Regions from separate parts of the Homo sapiens genome. Here regions 1 and 3 are each linked to region 2. A link is a contact called in ENCODE Hi-C or POLR2A ChIA-PET data. All regions are on one chromosome and are shown on one strand. The core of a region is the stretch at or near the end of the contact, and the rest is flanking DNA. Distances in the headings are between cores, read along the strand shown.

The links. A loop is a pair of places that touch in the nucleus more often than their neighbours do. ChIA-PET counts read pairs that join two places held with the same protein, here RNA polymerase II (POLR2A). Pooled maps may share reads with other maps.
Region 1: a map of naive thymus-derived CD4-positive, alpha-beta T cell shows a loop between it and region 2 (9-fold over the local background). The contact joins two enhancer-like sites. A Hi-C loop is called at or near these places in 3 of 168 maps with a recorded cell type or tissue (CD4-positive, alpha-beta T cell, HL-60/S4 and naive thymus-derived CD4-positive, alpha-beta T cell), 2 of 37 single-sample maps with no recorded cell type and 10 of 50 pooled maps. POLR2A ChIA-PET finds 5 or more read pairs at or near these places in 1 of 52 experiments (OCI-LY7).
Region 3: a map of B cell shows a loop between it and region 2 (20-fold over the local background). The contact joins two enhancer-like sites. A Hi-C loop is called at or near these places in 1 of 168 maps with a recorded cell type or tissue (B cell), 2 of 37 single-sample maps with no recorded cell type and 5 of 50 pooled maps. POLR2A ChIA-PET finds 5 or more read pairs at or near these places in 2 of 52 experiments (CD8-positive, alpha-beta T cell and activated T-cell).

What each region holds. Positions count from the first base shown.
Region 1 is chr3:12,963,603-12,966,452 of GRCh38, forward strand. All of the region lies in intron 1 of IQSEC1 (IQ motif and Sec7 domain ArfGEF 1), which reads right to left. Among named protein-coding and RNA genes, the nearest start is that of LINC02022, 80 kb to the left of the region's middle. Within about 2 kb of position 1,374, at least 11 of the 41 ENCODE cell types and tissues checked have a DNase peak (open chromatin) inside an H3K27ac peak, as active enhancers do.
Region 2 is chr3:13,449,905-13,452,688 of GRCh38, forward strand. No RefSeq gene overlaps it. Among named protein-coding and RNA genes, the nearest start is that of HDAC11-AS1, 29 kb to the right of the region's middle. RefSeq lists an enhancer at 1,707-2,288. Within about 2 kb of position 1,532, at least 33 of the 41 ENCODE cell types and tissues checked have a DNase peak (open chromatin) inside an H3K27ac peak, as active enhancers do.
Region 3 is chr3:13,045,063-13,047,777 of GRCh38, forward strand. The region is part of intron 1 of IQSEC1 (IQ motif and Sec7 domain ArfGEF 1); the gene reads right to left. Among named protein-coding and RNA genes, the nearest start is that of IQSEC1, 27 kb to the right of the region's middle. RefSeq lists enhancers at 621-700, 1,141-1,560, 1,916-2,434. Within about 2 kb of position 1,254, at least 7 of the 41 ENCODE cell types and tissues checked have a DNase peak (open chromatin) inside an H3K27ac peak, as active enhancers do.

The sequences.
Region 1 (2,850 bases), core at 124-2,623, 490 kb before region 2:
GGGTTTCTTTTGGCTCCATTTCATGGATGAGAAAATCAAGACTCAGAGATGGAAGGCAACATATCTGAGGCCACACAGCCAGGAAGAGGTGGAGTCAGGGTTTTGTGTGATCCCCAAGTCCTGTGCTCTGTGATGTACCATTTCACACTACTAACCTCAGTGCTTCTACATCTAGCCCAGGGCCTGGTACAAAGTTGGTGCTCAGTAAATGTTTGTTGTGTGCATAAAGGAACACAGGAAAGTGAAAAGCTGCGTGTCCCCTGGGTCATACACATCTCTCCAGAGAACAACGCACTCCTCCAAGCCCAAGACAGCATGTGTGCACTTGTTAACACCTGCATTTATGGATGCTTTCATTCACTGACAACTGGCTATGTCCGCCATGAGGCCAGGCGCTATGCTAGGCAGGCATCGGGGTACTAGCCACAGGGCCAGGACTTGGAGGGACACTTGCCCAATTCAGGGTACAGCCATGGCAGCCAGGATAGTGGCAGGTCCAGGTGGCATCATGCCATACTTCAACCATAAATGCCATCAATTTCCTCTCTGCAGCAGCTCATGCAGTGGGAGCAGCCAGATTCTCTAAGGCCATGCCAATTAATTCTTCAAGAGCCTTAATGGCCTCTAAACTCATTACAATTTGCTTTTGAGGACAAACAATAAATCACATTCAACAGCATTTGAGCATACTCCCCCTACACACACACACACACACACACACACATGCTTCCATGGGAGATCTCTCCCAAGGCCTCCGGTGGTGTTTGAGCCCATCTGGGCTGTGCATCATCTTGCCCCTGTGCTTACTGGGCGGATATTCCACATGTCATCATAATTCAAAGGAAATTTACAAAACAGGAAGCAAGAAAATCCAGCGGGTCATTGGTGCCTGGGAAGAGCAGAGTGCTGACCTGGACAAACATGGCATTTGACTGGAGTCCCGAGGATGGCCAGCTGTGCAGTGGCCTTCAGACATCCACATTCTCAGAGCACTCCATGAAGCAGTGTTATCATTCCCTTTCACAGAAGGGGAAACAGGCTTGGAGGGGTGTGGTAACTTGCATACACTCACGAAACTGAGCTGGGACTTGAAACAAAATCTGTTTGCCTCCCCAGGCCCTTCTTTCCTTAAGTCTCAAGCTGCCCTGGATTCCAGATTATCCTGGTAAACCAAGATTCCACAGTATGCAGAGTCCAGACAGATAAAACCGTATGCACACACAGATGCACACACATGCACACACACATATACTGAGCTCCTGCAGCCCTGGGTACCCTGTCCAATACTGTCCAGAAACATCTATTTGCCCAGTTGTCACACTGTTTGACTATGCAGCTGTCAGTCCTGTCCATGTTTTTGAACTGAAGCTGTGTAAATATTAGCGCAACCAGTTCATAGTCCGACTTCCTTGAGTGAAAGCCTGAAAATCCTAGCAGGGCTAGCCAGGGCCTCCAGAGGCCTCCATCACAACATTGGGGTTCTCCTGTAGGCTCCCCATGTGATATTCTGGCCCAGTCTCTGGGTTCTCTTAGTGTGTGTACCCTTAAAAAAACGAGGATAAGAAGAGTCCTGTGTTTCACAAGGCTCAAACAGCAAAGTGCCACACACGCTCTTGGAAAGAAGCCTGTTATTTGTAGAGTGGTGCATGGTGGCATGGCTGGACTTGGGAGTGGTTATCTTGGGCCCGTTACAGACTAAGGGGGGTCCCCTGAGGTTTCTGGACCGTGCTGCATCCCATCCGGGTTTAGAGAGGGGGAGACGGCCAGCTTAAAGGGCTCTGGCCCCTGGGAGCCAGCCCAAGGAGCATCTAGCTCTGCCTCCACAGGCCAAGGACTGGGTTGATTTCCTCTACCCCTCCCCCAAGCTTCCCATGGAACCACATACCAGGTGCTCCAGAGCAAATGGGATCCACCTGCTCTGAGGCTGATGCGTGAACTATGGGCTACACCTGAGCGAGGCTTCTCAACCTCCAAGACCTCTGCCTCATGTTCTGAGACTGGGGGAGCAGCTGTTCATCACCAACCCAGACCACAGAAGGATCCAAGCAGGCTTCCCTGAAGCTGGAAGATTGAGATGAGATGCCCGGAGGGACTTCTAATGAGAAGGGATGTGGGACTGAGAAGTATGCAAGAGAGGTGGCCTGGACATGTCAACTGGAATGGTCCTAATGGAGGGGCAGAAACCCCTCCCCAGTTACTTTCAGCTCAGAGGGAGGCGGGAGGTGCAGCCAGGAGAGCACGCTAATGGTTTCTTGTTCCCCACTAGACTGCTGGTTCCATGAGGACAAAGACTCCATGTTTTGTTCACTGCTGTGTCTCTGGTGCCTAGAGCAGGGACTGGTACATAGCAGGCACTCAATAAACCACAGAGCTTTAGTACTGACAAGACTGAATGCTCAGCCTCGATTTGCTCTCCTGCAATATGAGGATGCTGGTACCACAAGGGTAAGAAGCAATTGTAATACCAGGTGGGACAGCTGATGGACTATGAGGGCCGCGGGTGTGTGTGGGATATGAATAACATGACCCCCATGTCCAGACTGCTGCCACTGATTCCAGACAGATGGTCTTGCAGCTGCAGCATGCCTGGCCTCCACCCCAGATGCAAGGAGCAATGGGGTCCTTGAGAAGCCCCCCAACCCCACTTGGAGGCTCAGGCTCAGCGCTCCAGGCCTCTGGGGTGAGGAAGGGGCAGAGGGAGACATATGCATGTTCTCAGTGCAACTGCTGGACATGCGCTGCACAATTTTTGAACTGAAAGATCAAACAGCTCCAGGTGGGCTTCCTCCAGAGGGGGCCTGACATAAGCCAAGTCAGCTTGTCAACAAATCCCCTTAGCCCCACCCCCCT
Region 2 (2,784 bases), core at 282-2,781:
AAATAAAAAAGTAAAAAATGAAAAATGCACAACAGATTTGAGCAGATATTCACTATGAAAATTACATGGGTGACATCCTGGCTAACACGGTGAAACCTTGTCTCTACTAAAAATAAAATAAAATAAAATAAAATAAAATAAAATAAATTAGCCAGGTGTGGCGGGCACCTGTAGTTCCAGCTACTTAGGAGGCTGAGGAAGGAGAATGGCGTGAACCCGGGAGGTGGAGATTGCAGTGAACCTAGATCGCGCCACTGCACTCCAGCCTGGGCGACAGAGCGAGGCTCCGTCTCAAAAAAAAGAAAATCACATGGGTGACATGAAAAGATACTCAACATCATTAGTCATCAAAGAAATGCAAATTAGGGCCGGGTGTGGTGGCTCACACCTGTAATCCCAGCACTTTGGGAGGCCAAGGCAGGCGGATCACCTGAGGTCAGGAGTTCGAGACCAGCCTGACCAACATGGTGAAACCCCGTCTCTACTAAAAATACAAAATTAGCTGGGCGTGGGGGCGCATGCCTGTAATCCAGCTACTTGGGAGGCTGAAGCAGGAGAATCACTTGAACTCAGGAGGCAGAGGTTGCTATGAGCCAAGACTGCGTCACTGCACTCCAGCCTGGGCAACAAGAATGAATGTCTGTCTCACAAAAAAAAAAAAAGAAAAGAAAAGAAAAGAAAATTAAACTCACTATGTGCTACTACTACATAGCAATTAAGATGGCTAAAATGGAAAAACGCAGGGCACAGTGGCTTATGCCTGAAATCCTAACACTTTGGGAGGTGGAAGCAGGAGGACTGCTTGAGCCCAGGAGTTCAAGACCAGCCTAGGCAACATGGGGAGACCCTGTCTCTACAAAAAATAAAAAAAATCGGTTGGGCGAGGTAGCTCACGCCTGTAATCCCAGCACTTTGTGAGGCTGAGGCAGGTGGATCACTTGAGGTCAGGAGTTCGAGACCAGCCTGGCTAACATGGTGAAACCCTGTCTCTACTAAAAAAATACACAATTAGCTGGGCGCGGTGGCATATGGTTATCCCAGCTTCTTGGGAGGCTGAGGCAGGGGAATTGCTTGAACCCGGGACATGGAGGTTGCAGTGAGCCGAGATCGTGCCATTGCACTCCAGCTGAGCAATAAGAGCAAAATTCTGTCTCAAAAAAAAAAAATTCTTTTTAAATTTAAAAAATTTAAATTAAAATAATTAGCCGGGCAGTCGAGGTATGGGCCTGTGGTCCCAGCTACTTGGGAGGCTGAAGTGGGAGGAATGCTTGAGCCAGGGAGGTTGGGCCTGCAGTGAGCCATGATCAGGCCACTGTACTCCAGCCTGGGTGACAGAGCAAGACCCTGTCTCAAAAAAAACAAAAGAAAACAAAAAAAAGGGTTAAAAAAGAACAGACACTTCATAAAAGATCTACGAATGGCCATTAAGTACATGAAACTCACAGTCATTAGTCATCAAATAAATGCAAAGTAATACCACCATGAGACACCATTTCCTACCTATCAGCACCATCTCAAATGAAGTGTGGCATCAAATGCTGCCAAGGTTGTGGAACAACTGGAACTCCCATACACGGCAGGCGTGAGTTTGATCTCAAGTGAGTCCTGACCTCAAGTGATCCTCCCACCTCGGCTTCCCAAAGTGCTGGGATTACAGGCGTGAGCCACTGAGCCCAGCCCGCAGGCGTGAGTTTGAAACTGTACAACTGCTTTGGAGATTGGTTGGGCAGTTTCTTATAAAGTTAAACAAATTCTATGACTTAAGCAACTCTAGCTACTCACCCACGTAAAATGATACGTTACCAAAAAATACTGAGCACAAATAAATATTCACTGTAAGGCAGGAGGCAGCCGGGACCAGACTCCAGATCAGATCGAAGACTGGCGGAAACTGAGGAGAGGCGCTTAAAGCCCCTCTCCATAAGACACGCCCACCACCTCCATGACAGTTTACCATTGCCGTGGCAACACCCGGAAGTTACTGCCCCTTGCCGCGGCAACACCGGAAGTTCCCGCCCACTTTCTAGCTAATTCTGAATGACCCGCCTCTTAATTAGCATGTCTTTTAAAGTGGACCTAAATACGCCTACGAAACTGCCCCTACGCTGCTACCCTCTGCACAGTTCCTGTGGGGGTAGTCTTGCCGTGCCAGAGCAGTCGTCATTGGAGCTGTAATAGTGCCGCGCCGCCTCAGCAAAGCTGTTTTCTTCTACCTCCGGCTGGCTCTTCAGGTCTTCCTGGGGAAGCCAAGAACCTGCCCTGCATCAGTAGGGCAGGTTCACAATAGCCTAACTGGAAGTACCCAAATCTCCGTCAACAGGAGAATGCGGCCGGGCGCCGTGGCTCACGCCTGTAATCCCAGCACTTTGGGAGCCCGAGGCGGGCGGATCACTAGGTCAGGAGTTCAAGACCAGAGTGGCCAACATGTTGAAACCCCGTCTCTGCTAAAGATACAAAAATTAGTCGGGCGTGGTGGCATACGCCTGTAGTCCCAGCTACTTGGGAGGCTGAGGCAGGAGAATTGCTTGAACCCGGCTGGCGGAGGTTGCAGTGAACCGAGATTGCACCACTGCACTCCAGCCTGGGCAACAGAGCAAGATGCTGTCTCAAACAACAACAACAACAACAAAAAAACAAAAACAGGAGAATGCATAAGTTGTGGTATATTCATAAAATGAATACTAGTTAGTCAGCAATAAGAAGGATTATGGAGTTTCAGTAGTTACTAATAAACTTGAAGGCATGAACAAATCCCATAGGCATAATAGCTGTTTTGTTTTTCAG
Region 3 (2,715 bases), core at 4-2,503, 410 kb before region 2:
GGCAAGATGGCAGGATGGGGCAGGCCCCACTTAGCATCTGCCTCCTGGCCACTCCTCCAGGCATGCTCCACCCCAGGGCCTCTGCACCGCTGTTCCCACCAGACTGTTGGGATGCTCCTCACCCCTCCTGTGCTTCCAGGCCCAGAGGCCTTCCCTGGCCACCCTCCCATCTCTGTCTATTCCCTTCACCTGGATTTATTTTCTCCATAGCTCTTGTCACCACTTGACACGTTATGTTAAAAACCAGTTTCTTTTTCTGCTTGCTGCCTGTGCTCCTGCCTGCCACAGATGCTCTGTGAAGGCAGCAGGACTGCTCAACGAGGGATCCTGAGTGCCCGACACCCGCAGGTGCTCAGGAAATGTGGCTGAATGCAGGCGGGGAAACAGCAGAGCTGAGGGGCTCCTACGGCCTCCGCTCTGATCCCTGCTCTGTCCTCCAGGGAGTGAGGCACTGGGGCATTGGCTCTGAGGTCAAGTGTGGCTCCATCCGATGGAGGGCTGTGCAGTGAGACCCAAGTGGGCAGGAGCACGGAACCTGCTAGGCCCCCACACATCCTAGAACAAAGAGCCCCATCCACACTCCCTGCATACCAGAACTTTCCTGGGCTGGCCTCGAGCAGGGCACCTGACTGACTGGCCGGCGGAGTGGACAATTCAGATGGAGCTGCAGTGGCGCCCGTGGCATGGGTGGGTGGTGCAGAGGCCAGGCTCAGCCCCTACAGGAGCCTCCTCAGCCTCCTTCCCTGGGGCCACCCTGACACAGGAACCCACACGCCTGCTGGCACCCTGAGCCATCCCATCAGGGGTGAGAGTGTGTGTACCAGTGTGAGCCCGCAAGCACATATGTGTCAAAATGGGGGCTGTGTGTTCACCCATGTGCAAAAGTGACAATGCTAGCATTTGACTACAGGAAGAACTGGGTGTGGGAATGTTCTGGAGTCTGTGTGTATACGTGTGTGCGTGTGAGATTATGCAATGGGCATATGAGGAACTACTAGTATGAGGGCAGGGAGTGTGCTACGGTGTTGGGCAGTATTCACACCAGGATACCCAAATGTTCAAATCCCGGCTCTGCCCCCGCAGTCTCGAATCCTGAGCAGGTGACGTCTGTGGAGTGGGCTAACAATAGCCCTGACTCGCTGGGCCATAAGGGCTGTCAGCTTTCACAAAGCAAAGGAAGTACTGTTATGATGATATGTGGGTGTGACTGTGGAGTGTCCGTGCAGAGGATCAGGTGACTGCGTGAGCGTGTCGCTCATGTGTGTACACGTGTGTACCACTTGGCTGTGTCCTCCAGGAGCGCACGCGGCGGGGCTGCCAGTCCCTAGCTGGCTCAGGGAAGCAGGGCCCAGATGGCCACCCCCTCGCTCCCTGCAGCCCAGAGTTTCAGAGTCGGTCGCTCTGACATCTCCTTCCTGTATAGCATCTGCTGCAACCCTGACACGTGGGGCCCAGCCCTTGGTTGCTGTCTCCAGGGACAGGGCCTACGACCTTGTGAGTCTCTTTTTGGGCTTGTTCAAAAACCCCCTCTCCCAGAAGCCAAGCTCTTTAGCAGGACGAAGCTCCCTCCCAAACCTCCCCCAACTCCCCTCCTCCCTCTCCATGGCCCGGCCACATCCACCCTCCACAGGTCCTTACACAGGGTGCTCCCTTCCGGGACCACTTGTCTCCCACCCTCCAAACAGGGAACCAGTCAACCTCTAGTCACCTCTACAACGCAGCACAGATGTCCCCTCCTCCCCAATTCACATCGATGCACCGAACACAGCCCTCTAAGCCACCTCCACTGCCAGGACAGTCTGCCTGTCACTTGTCTTTCTTGCCCACGAGACTGGAACAAGGATCTGCTGGCTTCCAATCAAGGGAGCTTTCCTCTAAGCGCAGTCTCCAGTATTTTTTTGTGTGTGTGAAAACAGAAAATGCTCTTTTTGGAAGACATCAAGATACAAAGCACACGGAAGCAGAGACCCTCAGACACCCCAGCTCCCACCAAGCGCAGCTGCACACCAATAGAAACCAACAGGCTTCTCCCCTGGGCTGCAGCCTTGGTCGTCATGGGAACTGCCGGCTGCAGGCTGGTCCTTGGGAGACCCACCAGCCTTGGATCTCGGAAGAACTATCAGCTGCAGCCTGATCCTCCGAGGGGCCTTCAGCTGAGCTCTGGTCTTTGGGGGCAGAACTTCGACTGCAGTCCTGGTCTTTGGGGGGACCTTGATTTGAGGGGAAACCACTCCAAGCTGTAGAAGCTCTCAGGGGACATATCAGTAGTACCTCTGGCCCTTGGGGGAATTTCAGGGCCAAATGGTGGAGCTAATTTCCCCCAAAGGGCTCTTGGAGGCCTGCCTCTGGGTGCAGATGGGCAGTGAGGACCTAAGGAGATCCTGGGGCAGGCTGGGGTGGACGGCAAGACAGTACCTGTAGCGGTCAGTGGAGAGGCTGCTTCCGGTGTCCAGGGAGCTCCTGAGGTGGCAAAAGCGAGACAGGGTTACTTATGGTCCCACACACACAGCAAACCCCTTGGGGGCCATGTCCACTCAGGCCCCAGCAGGTGGTCCCAGGACAGGTCCTGGGGCAACTGAGCAGCCCTGGGAAGAGCGTCTGCCCCACATGCAAGAAACCATGTGCTTTCTTTCCCCCTGCTGGCTCAACTGAGAAGCTGCCTTGTCTCTACCCCATGGCAATGTCAAGTCCCACTGCCCCCTGTTCAGATGGGGA